4 separate regions of the Homo sapiens genome follow, and all the other regions are linked to region 1. Evidence: chromatin contacts called from ENCODE Hi-C data. All regions are on one chromosome and are shown on one strand. The core of a region is the stretch at or near the end of the contact, and the rest is flanking DNA. Distances in the headings are between cores, read along the strand shown. Region 1 holds the start of CCDC186 (coiled-coil domain containing 186). Region 2 holds the start of PLEKHA1 (pleckstrin homology domain containing A1). Region 3 holds the start of SEC23IP (SEC23 interacting protein). Region 4 holds the start of MCMBP (minichromosome maintenance complex binding protein).

Region 1 (4,188 bases), core at 732-3,231:
TTGGAGGATATTAAGATTGATCTAGTAGGTTCAAGTGGTGCCAGCCCCATCCATCCATTACAATACGAAGCTTCCTATCAGTTTTTCATCTAATGGTTCTAGATTCACAGATGACCATTACCTAGATCCATTATTTCATCAGGGTTTGCAAAATGGTGATCATCTATCTTTCTTTCTGCAATTATTACATGGAGTTCTACAGAGAAGAGCTTCCCCACATTGACTATTTGATTGACATTCAGTTTGCAACAGGAAAGGTAGGATGAATGCTTGATTCTTTATCAGTTCTCAGATTGTAATGACTTGTTGGCATCTTTCCAAGAGGGTCAATGACATTAAAAAAAATAAATGCACTCACTGATTTTTTTACATAGTGCGTCTCAACCAGTTGCTGTTATTATTTTTGAATGCTAAATTTGTCCTGTTTGAGAAGTTGGGGCATCTTTGAACTGCCTTCTGAGTCTTTTGGGTACAGTTCATGTTATCTTTGCTTTTCTTCCTTGCTTTCTGCTACAAGCAATATGTCCTAGGCTATCTTGCATATTTCTTGCCCCTACTGGGAATCAGCACTTAACCTCCAAGAGAAGCCAAGGTAACTTTTTTTGGGCAATGCTCTTTAGAGATCACAATCTGGGGAATAGGAGTGTGCAATGGGTTGGTCACTGTTCTAAGAGTTTTCAGTGGACACACCTTTTTTTTCACGAAAAAAATGTACCATGAGTTAATTCTGATATTTGTAAATTCAAATATAGGATTGCAGAATTTTAATATAATGTCTTTGGTTTATATTTGTATTTCTTTTCTCTTATGGTGAAAAACTTGGTTCACAAAGATATATTTATATACTTTATACTAATTATAAATTCAGAAATATTCAGAAATAGTAATACCTATGTTATTACTGACGAGTACCGAAAACAGCTTAAGGTTTCTTCAGTTTTTTCCCCTTGGATTAATGTCTCCCTAGGAAGGCTTGGTCGATTTATTGTTTTAAAGTCAAATCATTTATTTTCTATGACAAGACACTTTAACTGCAAAATGTGCTTCAGTGTAGTACCTTCATTTAAGGAGGAGTGAGGTGCCATTACACCTCCGTGTGTGTGTTTTGCCAACAGTATCGAAGACGCTTAACAGAACAGTAGTAAGTTTTGCTTTACAAATTCTTACATTGCAGAATCGTCTGCATCAGCTATTTTCATTCATGAGATATGTGTAAGACCTAAACCAAAGAACATCGTTTCCCCGGACTGAGGAGGTTTGCGAAACCTCCAGAGACTGAACTGCTGACCTTCCTTCTCTGGGCCGGGCGAGGCAACTGTACCCAATACACTTTTTGTTGCCATGCTGCGTGCCAGGTTACTCAGCCGGGAGAGGACACTTCCTACCATCAATGCGCTCAGCTTGAAGCCAGAGACGAAGGCACCGACAGTTTATTATTAAACAATGGCAGCAGCGCCACGCTGAAGACACGAACGCGCTGTTATGGAACCCCCAGAGGTCTCCCCCATCGTAGCCTGCTCCAGCCGACTCCGCCCACGTAAGGTGCAAGGTTTCCGCATGAGAGCCGGGAAGCCACAATTTCAAATTCTCTTTTATTGCTTTATGTCCCTGACTCATGCAGGCCAAAGGGTGAGGAGGAGTAATAGCCAACAAGAGCGTCCTGCAGAAAGAAACAGGCTGCGTGGGTCCGGAGGAGCTTGAAAGGAAGAACCCGACCAAAGGGCAGGAGACCCGGCTCTCCAGGTCGCGGAGGCGTGGGTGCCCAGCCAGGCGGAGTGCGGGGCGGGGCCTCTCGGGCCGCAAGGTGGGGCCTCCTGGGCCGGGAGGTGGGAGGTGAGCTCCGCCAGCCCAGCCCACTGCAGACAGGTTACCCAGGACCTCAAGGTGTGCTGCGTCACCCCGCCCGCGCTGCGCTGATTGGTTCCTCCAGGGAGCCCCCGCCCCCTCAGCTGTAACCGGGCCGGCTTCAGTGTCGCCGCCATCTTTGTTGATGTGTCAGCTCCGCAGGGGTTTGGGGAAACGGCCGCTGAGTGAGGCGTCGGCTGTGTTTCTCACCGCGGTCTTTTCCTCCCACTCTTGGCTGGTTGGACCCCGCTATGGAAAAGTTGGCCCCTGAGCCAGAGCTCCAGCAGCCTTGTTAGGGCGTGGCCTGAGGCTTGGATAAGTGGGGTAAGTGTCTGAGGGGTACTCGGGGCACACCGGTGAGTCGCGGTGGCGGTGCGGTGGGGCTGCCAGCCTTCCGCTCCTTCCTGCACGTTCCGTGGCGGGGGCGAGGGCGAGTGCGAGGTGGAGGTCGAGGTCGAGCGGGCTCCCCGCCTGGCTCCTTTGAGGGCGCGGAGGAAGGGGAGGGCTGGGGAACGGGTTTCAAGCCCTTTCCTCTCCCTGCCTTCCTCCTTCGGTTCCGGGACCTTGGAGGTGGCAAAGAGGGGTCAGCGGGGGTCGTGGGGGCTGTGCCTCGAGAGCGTCTGAATTCGAGCCCATTGCCTGGGCTGCGTGTGAACTGCAGCCAAGCCCTACCTGCTCGAGAATCTTTCCTAGACTCAATCGCCTATTTCGTTTTTCGTCTCAAGTTGACTGTATGTGGGTGTTTTATATTTACTGTTGTGAAGACTTGTTACCCTCTTCCAAACACTTCCATTACTGTGATTCTAAGTTCCTTAGAAGTGATTCTTTGGAGTGGTGGATACTGTTCTTTATGTTGTCTTTCAAGGACGTCAAGGCATTTCATAAACCTTGGTTGGTAAGGAAGGGGTTTCAGATTTATGTCTCCATCAGTAATGAAAAATGGCAAAAACAAAACAAAAACCCTTCTACGTGTCCCTAAGTAGCAATCTTGGGAAACAGTGCAGGTGTGAGTATTGCTTAGCTGTTAACAGTTTAACAACTTCACCTAATATTCCCATCTTGATTTTGTTTAGAGGAAAAAGTCCTGGATTTCGAGTCAGAACATCTGGATTAGAATCCTACTTCTTTCACTTGATAATCTTGTTACCTGTGGAAATCAGAAGAGAGAATATAGTAAAAATACGCAGTACAGTCCCAGGTACTTGGCCGTTTTCTCTGCATGTGTGTCATGTTCCTTTGATGCCCAGCTTTTTTTTCTTCCAAAACGATAGGCCGGGTGTTGTCTTCTAAGGTGTTCAGTAAATCAGGGTTTCAAGAGGTGTGCTGGTAGTCATTCAGAAGAAATTAATCTGCTATTATCTATTTAGGTATGCTAGTTGTGGGTGTGGCTTTCCCAACTATCAAGTACACCTTAATATTTACCGAGTGTTCATCTCGTGGGAAGGATTCAGGTTCAAGAGAGATTGATAGTGAAACTGAACTATCTCTGTGTGTAATGTACACTGTTCCCTGTGTAACTTCAATTCTTTATCCAACATTACACAAATAAAAAACAGTAATGATTGGCTAGGTTCATTTTTCTCTTTTATTTCTGGTCTTTTCATGTTATTTTTAATGCAGTGAAGATATTAGATCACGAATCTTGCAGTATTAAGAATTAAAACTTTTTACAGCATAATAGGCAAACGTATGATTACTGAAGATTCTCCCTGGAAATGCATGGATTGTGTTTGTTTTTTAAAGGCCCTGTTAAATTCAGAATAACTGCATATAAACTTAAGGTTTCTTTAAACAGTGGAGATTCCATAGTGTGTCATTGGCTTTTGAGTCCTATTTATTGCTAACGGAAAGGGTTGGCTGGTGTGTATCACAGTGACCACTCTAACCTTTTAGTTCTTTCACCCATAAAGTAGAGTTGTCCTTTAATGCTATGCAGTGACAGCATAGCTAATGATTGCTTAGTATGTTCAGTTTAGAAACATCTATTTGCAGCTTTATGCTGACATCACAGAGTGAAGATAAAAGCATTGCAGTATACTGACTCCAGGAAGAGACAGTAGGTTGAAGCACAAAGCAGCTTTATTTGGAGATTTAGAAAATAATCTTTCCCTTTGAAGAAGGACTGGTAATCTGCACTAGTTTCTCAAATTCATGCAACAGTTTCGTGTTAAAGTAAGAATCCTTACCCTGAAATTTTTTTTCTTTTAGTAAAACTTAGGTTTTTCTTTTATCTCTACCTTAAAATAACTAAAGCTGGTTTTTCAATTTCTCATAAACATATCACTGAGTTTACAGTATTGCAAATGTTATACTTAGTATTCATTTTAGGGGCAGCAGTGAGAT
Region 2 (4,188 bases), core at 737-3,236, 8.2 Mb before region 1:
TCTTTCCTATTTTGTTACACTGCTAAAACTGGGGAGAAAAAAAGATACAAACCTGCTACTTTCCCCCCTCCCAAAGCGACAATGAAAATACTAATTAACAAGATAAAGATTGGAAGCTCTGCGCGCGCCCGCGCGGTGTGTATACACATATATTTATATTATATATATATATATATATATATATATATATATCTTCTTAATGTCACTAAATTCACAGCCATATATCTTGATACAGGTATACGCTACAAGAGAAAACTGTCAGTAGATACAGTGTAAGGTTTACGGCAGTATAAAATAAATTAACTACTTTATTAATTCAAATTCTGTCAAACTTAAATACTCTTTTTTAAATGTATCAGTACTCTAAAATGCAATTTTCCTTGGGAAAATTGGCCAAGATAAAAAATACTTTAACTCCACTAGGGGAAATATTTCTTTTGCCACAAGTGTGTCAACAGGAAAAATTAAGAGCATGAAAAGTAAACAGGTATTTTGATCAGAATAAATCTTATTATTTTAATATAACGGGTCTTCAAGTTCTTCAGATTGTGAAGAAAAACACAGTTTCACAAAACAATCACATAACTCTTACCCAAACTTTGCTGTAAATGGTTTCAGTGGCATCAAATTAACATAGAAAGTATGCAAGCTGAGTACTTGGGAAAATAAAGCAGATTGATCAGGAGTTCTAAGATGAAAGACAATGGTGTAAACCTCATAGTGCACTATTTGTTCCAGTCATTAAACACACAGGAAATAAGATTTTCTATTTAGAAAACTAACTCACAAGGGGCAATGACTTCATTAAAACAAAGAAAATCTTATTAAAACAACGATCAATTGTAAAATAAGAAAACCAGTACTGCAGAATTGGAAGGTGAAACAAACAGACGAGGAAAACGCAGAAACTGCCTGGATATTTATTTGTTCCTTGAACCTCTTCTTGTACTGCCCCCAGAGAGCAAAGGAGTTTCATTATTTATACGCCCAGACCACGGTAGATGCTCTGCGCGGGGGCACAGCCTCACCAGAATTCTACCAAAGGCGGTAAACACTATAAGCAACAGGACCGCTTTCATTATGACACACTTTCCCCTCTTTCCAGGAGGTCAATAGAAAGCATCTGAAACAAACCACAAACCACTCAAGACGGCCCCAAAGCTCTGCGGTTGGCAGCTGGCCTCGGCGTCGAAAGACCTGGGTCTGGTCGCCTCCCCGGTGCCACCTGCGTGACCTTGGGCAAGTCGCTTTCAACGCTGCCTCTGGCCACCTGCCCCGAAGGTGCGGAGGTAAATCGCGGACACCGCCCGACTTCAGGGCCCAGGGCGGAGCCGGCTTCGGCCTCGGCAAGTCCTGAAGCCAAAATGCATTAAACACCAGGAAAGGATGCCCGGGGACGCGCGCCCCGCGGGCACAGCCCTGGAGGGAGGCGCTCCGACCGGCGCCACCGGGAATCCCCGGGCAGCTGCGCGCACCGCGCCCCGAGCGGGATTTCTCGGGGGGCGGAGACGCCGAGGAGCTCGTCGGCCCCGCGACCGCCGCGGGCCTCCCGCCCTCCCCCGCCGGGCGCCGCTGAGGGCTGACGTCGGGAAAACAATCGGGGACCCACGGGAAGAAGACGCCGCCCCCTCCCGCTGCCCCAAGCCAGGGCAGGTGAGCCGGCCCGGCGGCCTCCAGGTGCTGTGGCGCGTGGCGCGGACGTGCGCAGAGGGGGCGCCGGCTCCGCACTCACCAGCACCCACCGCCCCTCTGCGGACGCCTCCCCGCTCGCCACAGCGGGAACCGCGCTCCAGCAGCCCGGCAGCCCCGCAGCCGCCGCCACCTCGCGCCTGGCCCCGTCCACCACCCCTGCTCCAGCGCGGCCGCGTTCTTCAAGCTAAACTTTACCGCGGCCTCGGCCCGGAGCACCCGCGCCGCCGCGGCCCCGGCTCCCACAGAGGCTCGGCTGCCCGGAGCGGCGTCCGCGACGGCCAGCCCGCGCACTGCGCACGCGTCCCCACGCTGCCTCAGCCCTCAGACGGCGGCTGAGATTCCGGAGCGGGCGCTCCCAGCCCGCAGAGACTACGAGTCCCGGCAGGCCCCGCGCGGGTCCCTGCGGCGTGGCGGGCCGAGTTTCTGGCGTCTTCCTGGTTCCAGCGGCGGCGGCCTCGGCGCGCCGGGGAGGCCTGCGCGCGGAGCTCTGGGCCGCCGCGCCGCGGTGCTTCCTGGTATTCGTAGTTTTTGACCACCACTGGGCTTGGCTCGGAGGTAGAACTCCGGGTTCTCTGATGTCATCGCCTAGAGCTGCGAGGAACAGGGATCTTTAAAAATAGGCTTCGTTAGTTTGCAGATAATTTGTTTGCAAGCTGTCCCATAATCGGTCCAAGTGTCACAAATTTACAGGCTGCGGTGTGACCTGGAGAAAAACGCTTTACAGCTCTGCGCGCCAATTTTTCGCTCTTCTCTCTCCCTGCAAATGTAGCTCCACTGCCTACTTACAATGGTGTTAATAGTACAGGAGGGTAAGAGAGACTTAAAGAAGGGTTAGTCGAAATTCTTTCAGCAACGGTGGAGCATAAATATGTATTCTGGTAAATATTCGTTGAGTGTTTAGCAATTTCTCGAGCACTTAACTGTGTGCCAAGTACGCGATAGGCAACCCGGCATTCATCTGAGAAAGAGACACTGTCACTGCCCTTATGGAGCCTGCAGCTTGGGGGAAACTCGTCCGCAAACTAGCAAAATCGTTCCAGATTTTAATAGAATGGCCAGACTGAGAAAGTTCAAGAGACAGTAGCGGTGGCGGGGACGGGGGGAGGCTCTTCAGAGAGAGTGGCAAGGCAAGTTCTCTGAGGATGTGATATCTGAGCTGAAACCTGAAGAATGAGAAATATTCAGACAGGCAAAGAACTGGGAAAGAATTACATGCCACGCCTTTCACAGCGCATGCCACTCTAGGCTCTTAATAAATATTTGTTCTTTTTGTGTGCTTCTTCCTTTCCTCTCCTTGCACAACCTTAGATCACATCCTATCCCCTTCAAACCCTTTAAAAAATCTTTATCAACATCTTTTAGAATATCCTTCCTATGTGAAAATGTACATGAAACAAATGTCCAGTGGTAAGACAAGCTGTACAGCTGCTAGGACAGAAGACACAACCCTGGTGACAGGCTGGAATCTATCTACTTTGCCACTTTCTTTATTTGCGAACTGGGTTAGAAGTCTGGGGGCTCAGCCTGGCCTCCTGACTTGTTTCTCTTCATGGGGCATCATACAGGATTTTGAGTTTGTCTTTATTAAAATCTTAGAGGAAGCCTACCTGTTATCTGAATCAGAGGTGTAGTGAAGAACAGCCCTAGATTTTCCTGTGTAGACTTACCTATGTGACTTTATGCAGAGAGTGACACTTTGCCCTTCTGACCCTCAGTGACCTCGACTGTAAATGAGTGTCATCCACCCTGCCTGCCTTGCAGAATGTTCTCAGAGTCTGATAAATTGATGGAGGTGAAAACATCTTGCAAACTGCATAGAACGGCTCTCTGACTGCCTCTTTGAGACTTAGCATTTTCAATTGCCTTTCATCCAACGTGATATTTTGGTTATCTTTTGAGAAACCTTAGCTATGCAGCCTTGCTGACATCTGTCCCTTTTGGGGTCCTCATCTGTATAATGGTTGAAAGGGTTTGGCCTCACTATAGTTTATAAAGTAGCCAGAGCAGATTGTTTCCTTTGGTCCACACAGTGGGTTTTTGTTGATTTAACTGAATGTGTGGTTAACATTTAAAAATAAAAATCTAGGTGTCACCTGTCTTATCCCTGTAGGCATTTGAGTTTGCCTTCCCTGGCTAGAAGGTCTGGAAGGAGTCTCTAGCTTGTCAGTGCTAGAATCCTAGAAGATTCCAGATGGGAAATTTGTTTATTTGAAATTCAAAGTCAAATTCACATCTTTTATTTGATCTGAAAATACTGGTCCTGAGAATAGAACACTTAGGCCAAGAGCCTCTCACCCTCTCCAGGCTGGACCCGCCGGATCTCTCTCCTAAATGTTGTTTGACATCATTGATGAGTGGTTTGAAATTGTTCCTTTGGCCAATGTGATGGCTCCTGCTTGTAATCCCAGCACTTTGGGAGGCCAAGGTGGGCGGATCACTTGAGGTCAGGAGTTTGAGACCAGCCTGGCCAACATGGTGAAACCCCCTCTACTTAGC
Region 3 (4,188 bases), core at 262-2,761, 5.7 Mb before region 1:
AAAGGCAATTAGGTCATAGCTGCTGAAGAAGACTGCAGTCCAAATGGAGAGGCAGGTGTGTTTATTTCACAAACATTAAATCACACTGTCTGGCACGCACTATACTTAGCGCTTTGCAAAAATTAAAGCATTTCTAATTACAATTCTGTGAGGCTACACATACATAGAAACTGAAGCACAGAGAGGTAAAGTAAAATGCCTACAGTCACACAGCAAGTTACTGGCAGGGCAAGGACTGGAATACAGACAGTCTGTGCTCTTAAACACTATGCTCTGGGCAATGCTACATAATCATCAAAAAGCAATCTCCCTGGACAATAATACAAATATGAAAAAAGAGCTAGGAGTGCACATAGGAGTGGGGGCCTAAGAGAACAAGAAACAGCTTCTTGGAAGAAGTGATGTATTGTCTTGAAAGATGAGGAATGGGTGGGGGGTTAAACCTGTAATCCCAGCACTTTGGGAGGCCAGGGCAGGCGGATCACTTGAGGTCAGGAGATTGAGACCATCCTGGCCAACATGGTGGAACCCTGTCTCTACTACAAATACAAAAATTAGCCAGGCATGGTGGCAGACGCCTGTAGTCCCAGCTACTCGGGAGGCTGAGGCAGGAGAATCACTTGAACCTGGAAGGTGGAGGCTGCAGTGAGCCGAGATCGCGCCACTGCATTCCAGCCTGGGCGACAGAGCAAGACTCCGTCTCAAAAAAAAAAAAAAAAAAAAAAAGATAAGGAATGCATTGTATATGTCTACTTCACAAATATTACAGGCTTCTAGAAGAGGGGCACAGTCCATCTTATAAGATATCTTACTGTAACCTAGAAGATATTGTACTGTATCACAACAATCTCCTAGTAGGAGACAGTGTACCGTATCCTAGGAGAGGGGCACAGTCCATCCTAGGAGGTATCTTACCGTATCCTAGGAGTCTCCTAGTGGGAGACAGACTACTGTACCCTAGGAGAGGGCCACTGTTTAATTTATTTGCATTTCCTGCCAGCACCTGGCGTACCAACAACGGGTATTCAGCAAAGATTTGCGGAATGCCAGGGTACGAATGAATGTCCAGCACTCTGGACAACTCGGAACAGGGGGTTTCCGTGAAGAGCAAGTCTCATCACCTGCCACCTCCAAGATCCCAAAGCCCCCGACCCACTCAAACCTGGCCAGTAATGATCCTGGCAAGCTATCCAGAGGGTAGCTCGAGGCAGAAGGAAAAACTCCCGTCTGACCTTTGTCATTGCACGTCCCCCGCCCGCCTCCCACCACACACGGGGCCGCCCTCCCCTTATTACCTCCCGGTAAGAGCAGGGAGGCCGGAGAAGCGGAGGCCTGGGTGACTGGGATGAAGGGCACATTGAAGCTGAACTCCGTGGCCGAGGAGGAGAAAAGTAAGTTAGTGCCCGATGAGGAAGTGGAGGCGCCGCCGCTGCCACCGTTAGGTTTTCTCTCGGCCATGGCTGCGGCCCACCGTCCGATACACGTCTCCGGGTACCCGGTACCACACCACTGACCGGAAACCGATCACGCTCCTGGCCAGCGCACTTCCGCACTTGCGCACAGGAGCCGAAATTACGGGTAGCTAGTCAGCCGCCCTCTCCCTTCCCCTACACGGCGACGCCAGATATCAACATGGCGACACTGTCTTCACGCCCGCGTCTAGCACGTGACACCCTCGGAGGCGGAGGCCGGGCGGGAGGATGGGGACGTGGTCCCCGCAGGTTCTGGATAGACGTGCGAATTGAGACGCAATTGACCCTGAAAGTCACAGGTTGTGGCGGGTATCTATGGGCTTCCTAAAGGTACCGTCAGGATGGCTCTCCTGACAAAGATTTTGGAGGAACAGCGGAATCCTGCTGGACGCTACCGGAAGGAGGAAGGGAGGAAGAGCGTTGTGCGGGAATGGGAATTCGCATGCTAGGCGGAACCAAACACCCTCTCCAAAACCCACTTGTCTTTCTGGATGGAACCGAACATTGTGGTTGACCCAGAAATAGAAGTGGTAAAACATTTTTTAAGTGTTTAATCCATAGGGAGAAAAAAATATTTCGTTTTATTTTTGTTGTTTTTTGTTTTGCATTTGTTTTTTGTTTTTTTGGTTGGTTTTGTTTTTTGTTTTGAGACAAGTCTGCTGTGTCGCCCAGGCTGGAGTGCAGCGGTGCAGTCTGGGCTCATTGCAATCTCCGCCTCCCGGGTTCAAGCGATTCTCCTGCCTCAGCCTCCGAGTAGCTGGGACTACAGGCGTCCGCCACCACGCCTGGCTAATTTTTTGTATTTTTAGTAAAGACGAGGTTTCACCGGGTTGGCCAGGATGGTCTCAATCTCCTGACCTCGTGATCTGCCCGCCTTGGCCTCCCAAACTGCTGGGATTATAGGCATGAACCACCACGCCTGGCCAAAAAAAATATTTAAAAGAGAAATCAAACCAGACGCCATGGCGCAGGCCTGCAATCCCAGCACTTTGTGAGGCAGAGCGGGAGGATAGCTTGAGCCCAGAAGGTTGAGACCAACCTGGCCAACATGGTGAAACCCCGTCTCTACTAAAAATACAAAAATTAGCCGGGCTTGGTGGCATAGCACCTATATTGCCAGCTACTCAGGAGGCTGAGGCGGGAATATTGCTTGAGGCCAAATTAACCCTGATCTTGCCACTCACTGTGCAGCGAGACCCTGTCTCCTTAAAAAAAAAAAAAAGAAAAAAAAAGAAACCAGGGCATTGAAATTAGAGATCTGACATTTTAGATAGCTTTCTATATCCACAGTAAGCTGACTTACTTCAATCCAGGAGGTACTGTGGATAACTTGGACATAATTGTCATCTTTCATAGTTAGAGATTTTGAAGGAAAATATAACTTAAGCCATATTTCAGCTTCTTGGAGGTTGGGAGAGGAGATACCAAAAGAACGCTCAAAATAATGAAACTCTGCTCAGCTGTTTACACATATATAGAACCTAAGTTTATTAATTCAATAACGATTTCATGTGCTTACTGTCAAGAAAAATTTTTTAAGTGGGACACTCGTTAAAGCAGTAAATTAGATTTTATTTAATGAAAACTATTGCTAGGGAATTGGGTCCAGCATGAACTGAACACAACTTTGCTGAAACAAAAATTTGGAGGCTTTTTAGAGGCTGTGGTGTGCTAAGGGAAAGGTGCTGAGGAGTGTGAAGGGTTGGTTCGTCCTGCAACTAGGCCATCTGGGTGTGTTAATCCATGCTTATCCAGAGGAGACATAATTTTTCTGTCTTCATGACAAGCAGTGGTGTAAGAGAGCAAGGTAGCCACAGGGACTGGGAATGAGAATGAGAACCACCTCCTTGAAGGCTTGCAATTCAAGAGACAAACCCCCAGGTCCTTGAGAAGACAGTTCTCAGTGGTCATGTGTCCGGAGTTGGTTCCTTCCGGTGGGTTCTTGGCCTCACTGACTTCAAGAATGAAGCCGCGGACCTTTGTGGTGAGTGTTACAGCTCTTCAAGGTGGCACAGACCCAGAGTGAGCAGCAGCAAGATTTATTGTGAAGAGCGAAAGAACAAAGCTTCCGTAGCGTGGAAGGGGACCTGACTGGGTTGCTGCTGCTGGCTCGGGTGGCCAGCTTTTATTTATTTATTTGTCACTGCCCTCATCCTGCTGCTTGGTCCATTTTACAGAGCGCTGATTGGTCCATTGTAAAGAATGCTGATTGGTGCATTTACAATCCTTTAGCTAGACACAGAGTGTTGATTGGTGCATTTTTACAGAGTGCTGATTGGTGCATTTACAATCTTCTAGCTAGACACAGAGCACTGATTGGTGTGTTTTTACAGAGTGCTGATTGGTGCATTTACAGTCCTTCAGCTAGACACAGAGCACTGATTGGTGCATTTACAATCCTCTAGCTAGACAGAAAAGTTCTCCAAGTCCCTACTCAACCCAGGAAGTCTAGCTGGCTTCACCTCTCAATCCCCCCTCTAAAGAGGACACCCCAAGAGCTGTTGGGAATTGGGCAATGACCTCTGTAGCTACTTCCTGCTGGATGGGTTGAAGAAGGAGCCCTGCAGTTGTAGTGTCCTCCAGAGGGGAACTCTTTATGCCAGTCAAAGGGCCAGCGGGTTGGTGCAGGGGTCCTCAGTAGAAGTTGTTAGTTGAGCTCATTGGGGTTCCATTTGTAAGACCATCTGTAGCTTGATGGCCTCAATCCTAGAGGAAA
Region 4 (4,188 bases), core at 458-2,957, 5.7 Mb before region 1:
TTGTATTTTTAGTAGAGATGGGGATTCACCATGTTGGCCAGGATGGTCTCCATTTCTTGACCTCATGATCCGCCCGCCTTGGCCTCCCAGAGTATTGGGATTACAGGAGTGAGGCTCCACGCTGGGCCTCAACTAATGATATTTTCAATTTACAATGGGTTTATTGGGATGTAACTCCATCCTAAGTAGAGTAAGTAGAGGAGCATCTGTACAAAACAAGCTCCCTACCCTTCCACTATGTACCTAAGAGCAGGACATACATTTTCAAAGGTGTCCCACCTCCTCTTTCTACCAGGGACAAAAGTTAGTCACCAGAGACAACTTTAGACCCTTATCAGCCAGCGATGGCGCTAGAAGAACCTACATAACACACTTTACTCACTACCTGTAACTACCATTAGTTTCTCGTATCTCTGCCTTCCCACTCTGCTGTTTTTGGAAACTTCAAACTGCTTTCGCCATTTCTCCCCAGTTATTGTTCTTTATTGTAAATGCTACGTAATTCCCCCATTCTAAGCCACCTGTTTGAGTTACTCTTCCTTGAGTTTTGCCCATATAAGATGTACATGTTACTAAATTTTTCTTTTGCCAATCCGAGCTTTGTGATAAGGGCCGCAGTGGAGAACCTAGAAAGGTAGAAAGATTTTCCCCCCTTCCTACAGCCCCAAGGAGGGTTTGAGACACGGGTTCCGTTTTTTTCCTTCAGCTCCTCACTTTGTAGATTCCATTCAGGTCATTCCCCTTCCGTCACCATGCCCTTTTTTCATTGAGTAGATATATCTGATGGGCCTGGGGTTTTCTTAGGTACATTTCAGGCCCAGGGGAGACACAGTTTCATTCTTTTTTTCTTTTTTATCGGACAGCCTCCTGAACCAGAAGAGGTTCAGAGCGACTCCCACAGTTTCACTCTTGAACTTGGGTATTTTCCAAATTGCCTCAGCAAAAGGCTGCTGTAGTCGGTCTTCGTAGCTTCCTTCTCCAGGGTATCCTAGCGGCGCGCAGTGCAGGAGCCTCGCACCGCTCCCCGACGGCGGCTGCCAGCTTCCAGACAGACGCCGACCCGGTGTTCGCAACCAGGGCGCAGGCCGGGCCCGGAGCGTTTAGAGCGCCCGCCCCTCGGTAAGGAACCGTCCCTGAGCCACAGGGCCTGACGCGACTGCAGAAGGAGCGTGGGGTCCTCCGAGGTTCCCCTTCTCTAAATGTGCACCTTCCTCAGGGAGACCTTGTGCAGCTGAGGGAAAAGTCACCACTCAGGGTTTCGGGCCGGGGACCCAAATAAAAGTGCTGCCATCAGCAAAAAAAGAAAAAAAAGGCACGAAGAGGAGGTGGGCGGATTCCCAAGGCGGTTTCGCCCACTAATTTTGCCCAGAGATGACTCTGAGGTCTCTGAGCTTAATGCTTTTCAGCTGTTGTGCAGACTCGCTTTGCCCTCTTATAAGCCCACTATGGGAGTTCCCGCTACACGCCGGCCCAGGGGTACAAACGACAACGCGCCGCCCTTGGAGCGCGTCGCCGGGCCCCGCGCTGCGCAGCCTCCAGCGGCGCTGCGTGCCCTTCCTTTTGCCCGTCTCCAAGATGGCGGCGCCGCCGCCGCCCCTCCTCCTCGCCGCGCAGAGCCGCGCTGCGCCGCGCGCTCCCGCCGCCCCTCCCCACGCGAGCTCCACCCAGGTCGCAGGCAGCGCGGTCGGCGGCGGCTATTTCCCGCCATTGTGCGAAGTGAAGGCTAGGGGCCCGTACGCGCCCGCCTGACTGTCGCCAGCAGCTCCTCGGCGGCCCCACCGCAGCCGCCGCTCCCTGAGGCGCGGGAGGCCCGCGCCCCGCGGCTCGCTGTGCGTGGGAGGGCGCGAGCGAACGCGGGCGAGGAGCGGCCGAGCCGCTGAAGAGGAGCTGGGCGCCGGCCGCCCGGCCGCGCTCGGCCCGCGGATCGCCTCCGCCCGGTCTTCGCCGGCCCCGGCCCCTGGCGAGATGCCGTGTGGGGAGGATTGGCTCAGCCACCCGCTGGGAATCGTGCAGGGATTCTTCGGTGAGTGGCGGCGCCGGGGGGCGGGCCGGGCGGGCAGCCGAGTTTGCCGGGCCCCGGGGCAGGGCCCCGCCGCGCGGCCCCCACGCGGTACCATCTCGAGGGCTCGCGTGGCCCGAGACGGGGCCCCGGGGCCTGCACCGGCCCCAGCTGGGACAGCCTCTCCCCCGGTCGCAGCAGGCAGGGGCAGGAGCCGGGCCGCAGGTACCTCCCACCTGCCCGAGTCGCAGCTTGGGAGCCGCCAAGGTGAAGTCGTGGGGCGCGGGCTGTGATTCGCGGGCTGTGATTGACGGCCTCGCTCCCAGCCTGTGGCAGGGCCAGGGCCCCGGCCCCGGGCGCAGCAAACTCGGAGGTCCTCGAACCCTGGGGAGGGCCCGCAGAGCCGCGGGGAGGGAAAACCACTTTGCCTGTGGGAAGCCCACAGGATATTTCAAAACTTCCGGTGCGTCGGGGAGTGCTCGCTTGCACAGAAGTTGGTTCTAACTCCTGTGCTACCCTCATTCTCTCTTTCAGAGATAAGATTTAATGTTCATAGCTTAGTTTTCCTGTTGGGATGACTTTAGAACCCATCTAGTCTGGATCTGCTCCTGTGCCAGAGCCAGCAAGAAATATTGAGCTACTTGAGTTTGTACACAGGGCTGAGAATCCTGCAGGCGAGCTTAGTAAATTTTGGTTGCGATTGCTGTTGCTACTTTACTGCGAAGGGTATACGAAGAAAAGTTTATATTTGTTGTCGTTAACTGGGCATTTTGACAACCGTTCCATTCCCCAGTGTCTTTTTACACGTAATGAGTGGCGGAGTCAGATCCAGCTAGAAATCACTGTAGATGGCAACACCTGACTTGTCTGGAGTTAACTTAGAGTTGTAGAGCGGCCTTAGCTCATTGAAAAAAACATCTTGGGGTACTAGAGAGAAAAGGCAGTGGGAAGCTAAATCATCCTCAGCAGCCAAAATCGACGGCAAACAATGTATGGTATTTCTTATAGGAGGGCCTCTAGTGCTTACTCAGGAAGTCCTTATTAATTTACCTGTAATTCTAATTAGTTTAGTTACCTGGCTTCCCAGGCTGTAACTAATGGCATTATATTAGAAAAAAGCCTGGATAGACGTCCGAACTTAGCCAGTGAACACTGACAGCCTGATGAAGAAATTTAAAACTACCTTCATACTTGAAAAAAAAAAAAATTCACTATATAGCAGTCAAGGGTGCTTTGAGGAAGGGGCATATATTTCTCCACTAAATCCTAGTAATTTATGTTCATAAGAATTCTAGAAATGATAATCGATGGTCAACACAATGGCCCCAAAATGTCAAGTGAAGATTCAATTGTAGCATTGGTTTAAGAGGGTGCAGATGCATAGATACTTTTTAGGAAAAATCCCTCCAAAGTAAAAAGGTTTGGTGCTTAAAGGGTTAAATTTCAGTTACTAATATTAGAAAGTTTATTTATTAGAAATACCCCATACTCTGATTTTGCTGGATAAATGAGATGATTTCATATTTGATAGAGATTTGAATGTATTTGTGTCAAATTTTGTCTTCTAAATGTATGATCCTAAGGGACACATCTCATCATAGTACAGGAAGGATGTAACTTAGATATAAAATAATAGCTTCAGAGTATTTTATAAATTATGTGGATTGTTGTGGGAACCTGAGAAGTTTCTTGATGTGTTTCTCCCCAGAATGTCTTGTTCCCGTGTACGTTGTGTCTTATAGAAAAGTCATAATGTGTTCGTAGAAGCTGTTGCTATATTTTCGTATCACTGTGATTGTATTGCATATCTTTATTATAACAGCATTACAAGTATGTTTGTGTGATAACTTATAGGCACTTTTTGGTTTAGTAGGAAATTGTTTTCCCCCCAGATAGGTAATGCATATGCATTGTACAGAAAGAAAAAAGCAGTTCAGCAACATATAGCAGAAAAGGAAAGATCTTTGAAGATCCTTCACCTTCAAGATAACCACTGGTTCGTGGTTGTGTAGTTTATTTTCTCTGCATATATTTAGACAGTTTTTTTAAACTGAAAAGTTAAGTTTTGTTGTGTATTTTATTTTGAAATATGCATTTTTTTTTTTTGAGACAGTCTCGCACTGTCACCCAGGCTGGAGTGCAGTAGCGCAATCTCGGCTCACTGCAACCTCCGCCTCCTGGGTTGAAGC

What was found. Hi-C counts contacts between places; a loop is a spot of excess contacts on that map. Pooled maps may share reads with other maps.
Region 2: a map of CD8-positive, alpha-beta T cell shows a loop between it and region 1 (15-fold over the local background). The contact joins the promoter of PLEKHA1 here to the promoter of CCDC186 in region 1. A Hi-C loop is called at or near these places in 2 of 168 maps with a recorded cell type or tissue (CD8-positive, alpha-beta T cell and naive thymus-derived CD4-positive, alpha-beta T cell) and 8 of 50 pooled maps.
Region 3: a loop to region 1 is called in a map of CD4-positive, alpha-beta T cell, with 9 times the contacts of the local background. The contact joins the promoter of SEC23IP here to the promoter of CCDC186 in region 1. A Hi-C loop is called at or near these places in 1 of 168 maps with a recorded cell type or tissue (CD4-positive, alpha-beta T cell), 1 of 37 single-sample maps with no recorded cell type and 6 of 50 pooled maps.
Region 4: a loop to region 1 is called in a map of CD8-positive, alpha-beta T cell, with 5 times the contacts of the local background. The contact joins the promoter of MCMBP here to the promoter of CCDC186 in region 1. A Hi-C loop is called at or near these places in 2 of 168 maps with a recorded cell type or tissue (CD8-positive, alpha-beta T cell and naive thymus-derived CD4-positive, alpha-beta T cell) and 8 of 50 pooled maps.

Annotation. Positions count from the first base shown.
Region 1 is chr10:114,171,996-114,176,183 of GRCh38, reverse strand. CCDC186 (coiled-coil domain containing 186) reads left to right here and starts at 1,981. Exons shown (of 16, transcript NM_018017.4): 1 at 1,981-2,169. It overlaps MIR2110 (microRNA 2110), which reads left to right and starts at 2,005; the gene lies at 2,005-2,079. It also overlaps a transcript of TDRD1 not described here. RefSeq lists a silencer at 1,646-1,915 and enhancers at 1,976-2,175, 1,771-2,299.
Region 2 is chr10:122,372,506-122,376,693 of GRCh38, reverse strand. It overlaps PLEKHA1 (pleckstrin homology domain containing A1), which reads right to left and starts at 1,986. Exons shown (of 12, transcript NM_001001974.4): 1 at 1,888-1,986. RefSeq lists silencers at 1,379-1,578, 1,589-1,748, 1,769-1,838, 1,879-1,988, 2,129-2,278.
Region 3 is chr10:119,890,053-119,894,240 of GRCh38, reverse strand. It overlaps SEC23IP (SEC23 interacting protein), which reads right to left and starts at 1,511. Exons shown (of 19, transcript NM_007190.4): 1 at 1,296-1,511. The coding sequence starts at 1,458. RefSeq lists enhancers at 1,263-1,773, 1,774-2,284, 2,285-2,796.
Region 4 is chr10:119,870,362-119,874,549 of GRCh38, reverse strand. It overlaps MCMBP (minichromosome maintenance complex binding protein), which reads left to right and starts at 1,707. Exons shown (of 16, transcript NM_001256378.2): 1 at 1,707-2,023. The coding sequence starts at 1,966. RefSeq lists enhancers at 1,178-1,347, 1,213-1,372 and a silencer at 1,603-2,252.